2 separate regions of the Homo sapiens genome follow, and region 1 is linked to region 2. The links are chromatin contacts, found by Hi-C or POLR2A ChIA-PET in ENCODE. All regions are on one chromosome and are shown on one strand. The core of a region is the stretch at or near the end of the contact, and the rest is flanking DNA. Distances in the headings are between cores, read along the strand shown. Region 1 overlaps CD58 (CD58 molecule). Region 2 holds the start of CD2 (CD2 molecule).

Region 1 (5,544 bases), core at 1,424-3,923, 200 kb before region 2:
TTATTTTTGCTTATGCTCTAAAAGAACCTGTAGTTTCACTGAATACTGGGATCTGGGTGATATTTATTCAGGATGTTAACAAATAAAACAATAGTATAACCTACATAAAGAGATATGCATAATGATATTCATTTTAAAGTTATCTATACTAGTAAATAATAATCTAGTCTAATAGTTAAACAATTTAGTATTATGCCATGGCTTACTATGTGGTTATTTTAAAAAAGGAAACAGGATATTCTCCTTTTATTATTGGGAATTTGGAAAATTTCTTAATATTAAAAATAAAAAGTTATAGAAATATATATGCAGAATATTCCTCTTTTTAAAAACAATAAAGAGGCCAGATGTGGTGGCTCATGCCTACAATTCTAGCACTTTGGTAGGCCAAAGTGGAAGGATCACTTGAGCCCAGGAGTTTGATACCAGCCTGGGCAATGTAGTGAGACCCTGTCTCTACCAAAAAATATATATATATTTTAACTATAAAAAGACATGAATACATGTGTACATGCATTCTCACTTGCTCTTTTTTTAGACTGGAAAGAGACACCCTAAATGATTAACAGTGGTTGTTTTTAAAGTAACCACGGTTACTTTAGAGATTGTGGTGATGGTGAGATTTCAATTTATTACTTATTACTTAATACAGGTCACATTGAAAAATATGTTACTTTTGAAGACAAATATCCTATTACTATTATAATATTAAAACTATGTAAATTTTTTTTAAATAGAATTATTCAACCAAGAGGAGGAGTTGTTAAGAACTGTCTCTAAAACTAATATCTACCTCTACTTTGTGTGCATGGGTATATCTATTATTTCCTTCCTACAGTAAAGTCTTTTCTGTTGCACTTCCAAGGCCAACACTAAAGTAAGTTGCTAAGATAATTTCTAATGAACAAAAGAACAATAGAAGAAAGGGGAGTGAGTTTTTTCTCAAAGGTCACAAACCATGGATGAACGAATGAATGAATGAATGAATGAATACACAAATAGGAGCAAAGGAATGGTGTCAACAGTGAGTTTGTTGCTTTGCTGATACCACTGAGTGGTCAGAAAAGGGACTGTAGGGACGCTAATAACCATGCCAGAGTGCAGAACAGAGAGTGCCCAGATTTTGAAGCCAGCAAGGCCCAGGGTGAACTCCCAAAGGCCTCCCCACACTAGATCTCCTCAGCTGTGAAGTAGAAATCATAATGCCCACCATAAAAGATTGTTTTCAGGTTTGAATAAAATTGAGAGTCTTTTTACACTGGTTGACATGGAATAGGCTTTCAAAGGTTTTCTCTCTTTTTCTTTTAATGAGTTAGGTCAACATCAAGGTATTCACACTGTCTGAATTAACTGGGTGAGAACTGGGCATGGGGTGAGTTTTTGCTGTTTAAAAGCAAAGAGAGATGGAGGGAGGGAAAAAATTTTATCAGTGATCGCCTAAAAAGATTTTCTATGCTAGCCAGATAATTTTTGAAGGTTTTTTTGTTTTGAAGAATTTTGAATTTTTTTTAAATAAAGATATGAGGGTACCTAATACCTAATCAGCACTACATGTATAGAGTGATCACATATCTAAAAACAGGTCTGATCTCAAATATTCTGTTGCAGTGTTTCTACAAAACATCAACACCTCAATTTTAATAGTTCTTTTTGTATGGCCTGAAGTTGTAACTGGAACCCAAGTTTTATAGATGAAGTATCCTGATTTCTTATTTAGAAAATCTGGTCACCGTTAACTATGGGTTAATGAAAAGGAACTCTCAACCCCCAGCACAAATTCCTCTGCAAATTATTACTCAGGGCCTGAGATTCAGATTGACTGGTACTTTTTTTTTTTACTTAATCTAACACTTGTATGGCCCTGGCTCTGTGCCAGGCACTGTTGCAAGGGCTCTATAAATAGGTACTCACCACTGGGAGCAGTGGCTCATGCCTGTAATCCCAGCACTTTGGGAGGCCAAGGCAGGTGGATCACTTGAGGTCAGGAGTTCCAGACCAGCCTGGCCAACATGGTGAAACCCCGTCTCTACTAAAAATACAAAATTAGCTGGGCGTGGTGGCACTCGCCTGTAATCCCAGTTACATGGGAGGCTGAGGCAGGAGAATCGCTTGAACCCGGGAGGTGGAGGTTGCAGTGGCCAAGACTGTGCCACTGCACTCCAGCCTGGGTGACAGAGCAAGACTCCATCTCAGAAAAAAAAAAAAAAAAAAAAAAAAAATCAGAATCCTAAAAACATATTAAGAAGGTTTTATTTCTAACCTTATTATTTTGCAGGTGAGGAAACTGAGGCACAACAATGTTAAGTAATGAAGCCAGATTTGAACCTGGACAATCTGACTGCAGAATCAGTGCTCTTAACCATTGTTTCTTATTTAGCTTGCTACATGGCATAAGGCTCTTAAAGATAGTGACATGATGCAGGGTTTCTCAGGATACAATCTATAGACAGCATTGGAACAGCAGATGTTGCAAATGAGAAAGTCAAACTGAGTTAAGCACACCTCCAAACCTACAGGTGAGGCACTAAGCTCTGTGGTTTCCAAATCATCGAATGCTAGAGCTGAAGAGGGCCTCAGAGAGCAAGACTCCAGTCAAGGAAGAAAAAGCCAGACCAGAAACAATAAAAAGAAAACGAGCAAACAAAGGAGTCACAAAGAAACAGAACTGTGGCAAATGACGCATTAGACGAAGACCAGCAATTCCACCCACAGAGGAGATACCAGCGGGCCAAGTGTGAGTCAGAAGGGACTGGTGAGGACTTGCGCACCAGTGAGCCTACAGGGAGGGGCCTGCCATGTGGAAACAGGAGCTGTGCCTCAGCTCCTGCCATGTGGAAACAGAGGCCCACCATTGCCAGGTTCCCAATTTTTCAAAAAAAGCCAGATATTCACATTTTGTGTGAAAATTCCTGTTCTTGAAAGTTGGCAACTAATTCAAATCTGAGCTTAGGGGTAACCCCAGCCAGGCTAGCCCTATCAGGACAAGGACAAAGGTGTTCCTGTTTTTGGCTGTATCCCCATATGTCTGGCATATGGACTTTCAATAAATATCTGTTGAATGAATTAACTAAAATGATTAAAATACAACTTAAATGTAGTTCAAAAGATAAGGCTTCCTGACAGAATAGCAAAATTTGACAGTCACCCCAAACCCTGGGCTTTGTGAAATCCCAAATTGCTGTGGAACCTGGCTGAAGAAGGAGGACTTCGTAAGGAGAGATGGAGAAAGAAGTTTAACTGGAGCTTAAAAATAAAATGGCTCAGGAGCCCTCATATACAACCAAAACAGACTCAGTTTTTCAGCCCCACTTTCTGCCTCATCACCAAAGCAAGATGGGAGGACCTGCGGGCTCCACCTTCCCAACTCCACAGCTGTCCCTTTTGAGATGTTCCCTCTCAAGTTTAAGTAGATTTTACCAACTAAGTGTTATAGGATGCAGGGCACCACACCAGATAAACTTGTACCCACTCATGGATGTCAGCCCCAATCAAACTTAACAGCCTCGCTATGGTTTGAGGAGGTTCACTGATGTCATTTCTTTCTTTTCTTTCTTTTTATTTTTCTCTTTCTTTCCCTCTCTCTCTCCCTCCTTCCCTCCCCTTCCTTCCTTCCTTCCTTTTTCTTTTTGGAGACAGGGTCTCATTCTGTCACCCAGGTTGGTGTGCAGTGGTGCAATCGTGGCTCACTGTAGCTTCAACCTCCTGGGCTCAAGTGATCCTTCTGCCTCAGCCTCCCAAGTAGCTAGAACTACAGTTGCATGCCACCACGCCCAGCTAATTTTTATATTTTTTGTAGAAACAAGGTCTCACTATGTTGCTCAGGCTGATCTCAAACTCGTGGGCTCAAGTGATCCTCCTCCCTGGGCCTTCTGAAGTGCTGAGATTACAAGCATGAGCCACCATGCCCAGCCAATGCCATACCTTAGAGACAAGCTAATCACTCTTCCGGGATTTGAAGGAAAGGGTTTTCTTGAGTTTGTTCTTAGAAATAAACAATGTAATTTTAAGATACTTCTCTCTCTCTCTCTAAAATATTTTAAGGCTCACACTGCCTGCAGATTTTAGCAGGTAAAGTAAAAGTTCATTTGACCAAAAAAAAAAAAAAAAGAAAGAAAAAAGAAAAATTCCCTTAAAAGTTTCAGTACCTGAATATATGAATATTGGTATTTCCCTCTGAATATAAGACATCATAATGGTGATTCATTTAAAGCCTCGTGCAAGCCCAGAGATAGCAGGGTCTTGGGGCATTTTTGCTCCCAAGTGAGCAGATGGATTTCTCATCTGGATATGGGTCACTGAGCACAGCCTTGTCCCTCTCACTTCTCTGCGTTTGGTCTTCACATCACGGCACATTTTCAGTTGATGCCTACTTGCAGTATCAGGATGTGTGGCAATCTGGGAAGCAACATCTCTATCTACACACCCATATATGCATTTATAGTATTGAGGAGCGGCCAATCTCCTAAAATGTCTAGGCTAGTAATTGTATCAAATAACCTGTCCTATTAAGGCCATAAATATTCTCATATTAGTCAGTCCCAATTTTGGGGGTAGAAAATGTGCTTACCAGGCATGGAGATAATAAAGAGGAGTAGCACTGTTTGTTTTAACTCAATCAAGTTTCATACAGTTGTGACTCTTGCCTAGCTCTTAGCAAGTCCAATCCAAGGAGCCCTAGGCCAGCTCAGCCTCAGTAATAATATTTAACAGTAGCAGCAGCACGAAGATTCACTGCAGGCTTACTATGTGACAAGCACTTGTTCCAAGAGCTGTTTGTGTATTAACTCATTTAATCCTCAACTCAACTCTGAGGTAGTTCTTATTATTCATTTATTTGTTCATCAAATGTTCATGGAGTCCTGCCTATGTGCCAGACACTGAAATAAGCAGGCAGGATATAGCAATGAACAAAACAGACAAAATCCCAGCCCTCTTGGAGTCTATTTTTCAGTGGAGGGAAGAACATAATAAATGAAAAAGTAAATATCTTTTATTTGGATGATGTTGGATGATGTTAAGTGCTATAGAGAAAAATAAAGCAGAGTGTGGGGGCTGAGGAGTACTGGTAAGGAAAGGAGTTGGATGGCATGGGGGGCAGTCATAAGTTGGCATCTGAGCAGAGTCCAGAAAAGCAGGGGAGCGAGCCTAAGAACATCTGGGGTGAGAGTGAGAAAGGAGTTATTTCTTGAGAACACGCCTATCAAAGTAAGGTGGTTTGCTCCGCTGGACACTTGGTTGATAGAGAAGGTCAAAGATTCCGAAGCACCAGGCTACAGATGAAGAAATGGACTGAGAGGGTCAGCTGACTGCATTCACTCAGCTAGCAAGGGGCAGAGCTGGTGTCCAGACACAGGCAGTCGGCCCCAGAGCCTGCACTGTTGGCCAGAACATCAGATGCCTTGGTTGGGGCCATTCCTCTTTTTTCCTGATCGATTCCACCCTTAGCCGGTCCCAGTTAGTGACTTCTCTTATTTCCTTAAGACAGAGATTTACTGATTTCAGCCACACCACCACCAGTTTCCCTGCCCTCATCTACTTCATACT
Region 2 (5,930 bases), core at 1,584-4,083:
TTGAGTCACACAAGAAACTGCCTTTCCTTGAGTTCCTAAGCAGAGAGTTACAGATAAAAAGCTGCTGTCTCCACGGGTAGCTACTCTATGTTCACCTTATCTTAAGAAAGTGCCAATTTACTGAGCATGAGAAGAATACAAATTGACCATTCCCCTACCTACTTTTTTTCTCTTGCAACATATGGATTCAGTAATGTGACTGTACCCTCCCTCCTTCCCCTCTGGCCAGCTTTTCCCCTTAACTGAAGGTTTTGAAATAATCTTGAGAAAAAGGCACAAACCACAGATTTTTCCTGTGGTTCTGTGTTCCTTTTTGTCCCTAATGTTGATGAAATAAACTTCTAAATTGATTGAGATCTGTCTCAAATTCTTTTTGGTTTACAAAGGTAAGAAGTGAAAATTTCATTTCAGTTCTCTCACAATCTAATACCTGAAAGACAAGCACTGTAAAAAAATTCAGCATCAACCCTTTCAGGCTTTTTTCCAACACATACCTTAATAACAACATAGTATGCTATGGTATACTGGTATACCCATAGCATAGTATAAACATAGTATCATATATAAAAAGGACTAATCCTATAGATATTGTTTTGCAATGTGCTCTTTTCATGTGATTTACCAAAAGCATCTTTCCATGTCTTACTTTTAGGCCTATGTTATACTATTTTGATGGTTATACAATATTTCATAATATGGATATACCATAATTTTAGTTGTTTGCAATTTTTTATTACAAAAATGCTACAACAAACGTCCTTGAACAGAATTTTAAAACATCTGTGCAATCATTTCTGTGGGATAGATTTCTCAAATTAAAATCACTAGGTGAGAAAAAGACATAAATTTTAAAGTTTGGTGGAAATGATAAATTCCTTTCCCCAGAAGGTATTGATTTACATTCCCTCTGATGTTGTATGAGGGTTCATTTCTCCACACACTCATGTTAATAATGTAAATTATCATCTTTTCTAATTTTACCAATCTGATGGTGAAAAATGGTATTTTATAGCTAAGATATATACATATATTTTTGGTCACATTAGACTCCTCTTGTAGGTTTGATATTTCTTCTGCGAAATATTTCTTCTGCAAGCTGATCATTTATATCATTTGCCCATTTTAAAAACTACTTTGTATTGATTGGTAAGAATTATTGGTAAGAATATTTTGAATATTAATAATTTTATATATATTGCAAATATTTTGTCACGCCTTTTCATTTTGTTCCTTATTTCTTCATCTGCATGTAAATCTTACTTCTTTATATCATCAGTTGTGTTCATCTTTTCTTTCTTACTTTGGATTATATGTTATATGTAGCCAGGCCTTCCATACTCAAACTATAGGAATATCTTTCTATATTGTCCTTTTAGCATTATTGTTATTATTTTATTTATTTAGTTATTTATTTTGAGACAGAGTCTCACTCTGCTCCCCAGGCTGGAGTGCAGTGGCACAATCCTGGCTCACTGCAACCTCCGCTTCCCAGATTCAAGCAATTTGCCTGCCTCAGCCTCCTGAGTAGCTGGGATTACAGGCGCACATCACCACACCTGGCTAATTTTTGTATTTTTAGTAGAGATGGGTTTCACCATGTTGGCCAGGCTGGTCTTGAACTCCTGACCTCAGGTGAGGAGGTCCGCCTCGACCTCCCAGAGTGCTGGGATTATAGCTGTGATCCACCACCCCCGGCCTCCTTTTAGCATTATTATAGTATTTTTGCATTTAAAACTTTAATCCAACTGTAGTTCATTATTGTGGATGACGCTCATACAACCATGAGGTAAATATTTGGCTTTCTTTTACCCAGTAACAGCAAACAACTGCTTTGACTTAATTTCATTTCCTTGGCAACTTTCTGACAGATAATATCCATATTTGTACTTAAAGTTGAAAAAGAAAACGAGCACCACTTTTGCAATTTTTACTCACTGTGACCTAAAGAATTATAACCCTGAAAATGTGCTTTGGAAGTCTGTCATGGTTATTTCTCTTTTTAGGCATCTTTTCAGGGCACACCCGTCTCTGCATCACTGTCTGTTTCCTTGTGTCACAAATTTCTGTTCTTTTTTTCTCTCCCTGTTCCCTCTCATTTATTTTTTCTCCTAATCTCTCCTTTTTCTTAACCACCTATAATGTTAATCACTTTAAATGCTTTTGACTCCTTTGTTTTGGTAGTTTAATTATATTTCATAGTCTCTATGCTTCTTTGTTTTGGAATAAGTTTTTATTTATCTAACTGTGAATTTCACTAGAGTTGTAAAATGTATGCCGAACATAGGATTTGGGGATTGCAAGCATTTACAGCTGATATTCAATTTCTTTCTTTTCACCACAAAAACGATTTTAGAACATGAAAAATATCTTTGGAGAAACAAAAAAATCAATTTCCTCATCATTTTATGGGTCTACATTTTTCAATATAATCATATGGGATAAATGTTTGCATTCTGCTATTGGCTTGTGAACATTTACCTATATTTCTATGTGGTCTTGTTAGGGACAGTATACCTAAGTGGATAAAAGGCTGTGTGGTTGAATTTGGCTTCTTGTTTACAAAAGAGTGATCCTTAGTGATCTACTTAGCCTCTCTGTTCCTTTTCTCTTTCACTGAGATGAGAAAACCTATCCTTCCCAATTTTTTTGTGTGAGAATTAAAATGCAGCAAGAAAACACACACTCATAAACACATCTGCTTTGGCAAAGGAGCACATCAGAAGGGCTGGCTTGTGCGCGCTCTTGCTCTCTGTGTATGTGTATTATGTTTTATGTTACTGTAAAAGATGTAAAGAGAGGCACGTGGTTAAGCTCTCGGGGTGTGGACTCCACCAGTCTCACTTCAGTTCCTTTTGCATGAAGAGCTCAGAATCAAAAGAGGAAACCAACCCCTAAGATGAGCTTTCCATGTAAATTTGTAGCCAGCTTCCTTCTGATTTTCAATGTTTCTTCCAAAGGTAAGCATAAGAGTCAAAGAAGTCCCAACCCAGCTTTCCCTGAAAGTGACTCTCAGTAACTCTTTTGCTTTTTATAGGTGCAGTCTCCAAAGAGATTACGAATGCCTTGGAAACCTGGGGTGCCTTGGGTCAGGACATCAACTTGGACATTCCTAGTTTTCAAATGAGTGATGATATTGACGATATAAAATGGGAAAAAACTTCAGACAAGAAAAAGATTGCACAATTCAGAAAAGAGAAAGAGACTTTCAAGGAAAAAGATACATATAAGCTATTTAAAAATGGAACTCTGAAAATTAAGCATCTGAAGACCGATGATCAGGATATCTACAAGGTATCAATATATGATACAAAAGGAAAAAATGTGTTGGAAAAAATATTTGATTTGAAGATTCAAGGTAAGTGTTCATTCCCTTAATTGCTTTATTTCAGTGTGGGTGCTATTTGGCAAGTTGGAAAATAGCATTTCTAATATTCCCCAGCGCTGACCTCTGCCTCCAGGGGGGCTATACAGGAAACCAGATGCATGTCTCCTGCCCCAGTGGAGACTGTGGTCCAATGCGGGAATGGGATCCACACATCTGATAGACCCTCAAGTCTACCTGCCTACAACTCTGTCTTCAGGTGGTTACAGGAATGTGGGGTTGGGTGAAGAACCTGGATTAAGGTGGCATTAATCGGGAGGGGGACACAGGTAGGCCGAGGGAAAAGGCAACTGTTCCAGGTTGCTGATGAATCGGCGAGCTAAGAGTGGGGCGAGAAGAAGAGGCTGACTGGAGAGCAGCGGGCCTTTCATCGACAGAGCCCATTTCAAGCCAGGCTGCCCTGAAGGAGGAGTTATATGGCAGAAAAGGGCTGGAAACAACATATTTAAGGATGAACAGCCCTTATTTTGGATCTGCTTGTCAGAGTGATACAAGGTGGCAGGTGATTTTTGCTGATATGTGTAGAAGATGCACAAGGTGTGGCTTTGTATATCTCTGCCTGTACTGGGAGGACAGGAGTGGATATTGAGGATGGGGTTAGGGAGACTAGTTAGAAAGCTGCTGCTGTAATCCAAGTGGAGTGAGGACCAATTAAATCAGATTTTTTTTGCATGCGGCCTGGGTATCATTAGGTTCTAAAGCTCCCTGGGGGATTCTAATGAGCTGCCAAAGTCAATCGCCACTGGCCTAGACCAAAGGGTGCCTCTAAAATAGGAAGAATGAGGATAATAAGGGTCAGGCATAGAGAAAGGTGGCTTAGGCAAGGGAGAGAAGGTAGAGAAAGTGGAATCGAAATGCCATTGAAGTTGAAAGCCCGGGGGGATGCTGGGGAAGTAGTGACAAGAAGGGAAAAGAAGAAGCTGCGCTTGACTTGGGGAGGCAGACAGGAACCCCAGCATGAGCACAGGCCAGCCATTCAGTGAGCAAATAAGCATTTCTGTGCTTCACACAGAAAATATCACCAGAAGCAGGGACCCCACCTTCTTCCTCTCTGTCTCCAGCCCCATCTTCAGCACCTGGGCCTACCAGCAATCCCAGATAGTGTCAGATTGCCCACTCCAGCAATCCCAGACACTGTCAGCTCCCCTGAAGTGACAACTTTCCACACCCTAGTCCTGCAACCTTGAGTGGAGAGCACCTTGTAGAAATGTAGTGGGGTTGAGCATGGCGCTGAAAAGGGCCTCTGATTATGGGCTCTGGAAACCACAGATCTCAGGACTCCAAACAGCACAAAACTCGAGTGTCCTGTTTTGAGTGTGAGCCCTACGCGGGGGACCATGCTGGTGTTTTCACATTTGGGTCGCATTTAGCATTGCGGCGGAAATAATGGCTACCAGTTAGGGGTCAAGTGCTTGCTTACATGATCTTATTTAAAGCGCCCAACAATACTGAGACCTAGTTGTTATTATCTCCTTGTTATATATAAGAAAACAGAGACCTAGTCAGAAGCAGCTTGTCCAAGGTCTCATTGCTTGACAGGAGCAAAGTCAGGATTCAAACTCAGAGGTCTTTTTGGCAAGAATGACGACCTTTTCTTTTTTTTTCCAAGCAGCTTCATTGAGATAATTCATCTACCATTCAATTTGTCCATATACTAAAATGGCCTTCAGTATATTCAGAGTTTTGTAACCATCACCACAATCAACATTTTCATTGCCCCAAAAAGAAACCCTTCACCCTTTAGCCGAAAGACAGTGACTTGCTTTATGTGTGTGCACGTCAATGTCATACAACATCTTGATTCAACTTGTAGTTGGTCACTATTACCAGACTTAAGGTGACCATGGCCTTGGGCAAATTCCCTATCTGCTGTGAGTCTGCTTTTCCAATGACAACTTCAAGGGATATTCAGTGAGACAAGGTGTGTACAAGTGTCCTGCAGTGCCTGGGGCACAATGCCTGTTTTCTCAGTGCTAATGCCCTCCCACATCTCTTTGTTTCTCCAAGCTTCTCTTTTTTTTTTTTTTTTTTTAATTGAGATGGCATCTTGCTCTGTTGCCCAGGCTGGAGTGCACTGGCATGATCTCAGCTCACTGCAGCCTCTGCCTCCCAGGTTCAAGCGATTCTCCTGCCTCAGCCTCCCAAGTAGCTGGGATTACAGGCATGTACCACCACGTCCGGCTAATTTTTGTATTTTTAGTAGAGACGGGGTTTCGCCATGTTGGTCAGGCTGGTCTCAAACTCCTGACCTCAGGGGATCCGCCTGCATCGGCCTCCCAAAGTGCTGGGATTACAGGTGTGAACCACGCACCCGGCCTCCAAACTTCTCAAACTCCAGTAGTTGTGCCTGCATTTCCTTCATGAGGGAGTTGCTGCTGCAGGCTGAAGAGGCAATGGAGGGCCCCTTAGAAGCAGATGCTAGTAGGGAAGGGGTTAATCCCAGCAACTCAGAATTAAGGAGTTCTCATCCATGGAAGGCCTTAGGTTGGATCAGTTCTAAGACGCTATCTTAGTGAATGTATACGGAGGTACTACTCCACAAGGGTGC

Evidence for each region. Hi-C counts contacts between places; a loop is a spot of excess contacts on that map. ChIA-PET counts read pairs that join two places held with the same protein, here RNA polymerase II (POLR2A). Pooled maps may share reads with other maps.
Region 1: a loop to region 2 is called in a pooled map, with 4 times the contacts of the local background. The contact joins the enhancer-like site here to the promoter of CD2 in region 2. A Hi-C loop is called at or near these places in 9 of 50 pooled maps. POLR2A ChIA-PET finds 5 or more read pairs at or near these places in 4 of 52 experiments (activated CD4-positive, alpha-beta T cell, activated CD4-positive, alpha-beta memory T cell, activated T-cell and 1 more).

Annotation. Positions count from the first base shown.
Region 1 is chr1:116,554,063-116,559,606 of GRCh38, forward strand. The region is part of intron 1 of CD58 (CD58 molecule); the gene reads right to left. It overlaps LOC105378925 (a long non-coding RNA gene), which reads left to right. Exons shown (of 3, transcript XR_947739.2): 3 at 1-5,544. Among named protein-coding and RNA genes, the nearest start is that of MIR548AC, 3.3 kb to the right of the region's middle. RefSeq lists enhancers at 2,522-2,771, 2,545-2,839, 4,516-4,565. Within about 2 kb of position 2,674, at least 19 of the 41 ENCODE cell types and tissues checked have a DNase peak (open chromatin) inside an H3K27ac peak, as active enhancers do.
Region 2 is chr1:116,751,597-116,757,526 of GRCh38, forward strand. It overlaps CD2 (CD2 molecule), which reads left to right and starts at 2,834. Exons shown (of 5, transcript NM_001767.5): 1 at 2,834-2,957; 2 at 3,035-3,355. The coding sequence starts at 2,897. RefSeq lists promoters at 354-2,951, 2,509-2,951, cis regulatory regions at 584-1,083, 1,421-1,450 and a silencer at 1,084-1,587.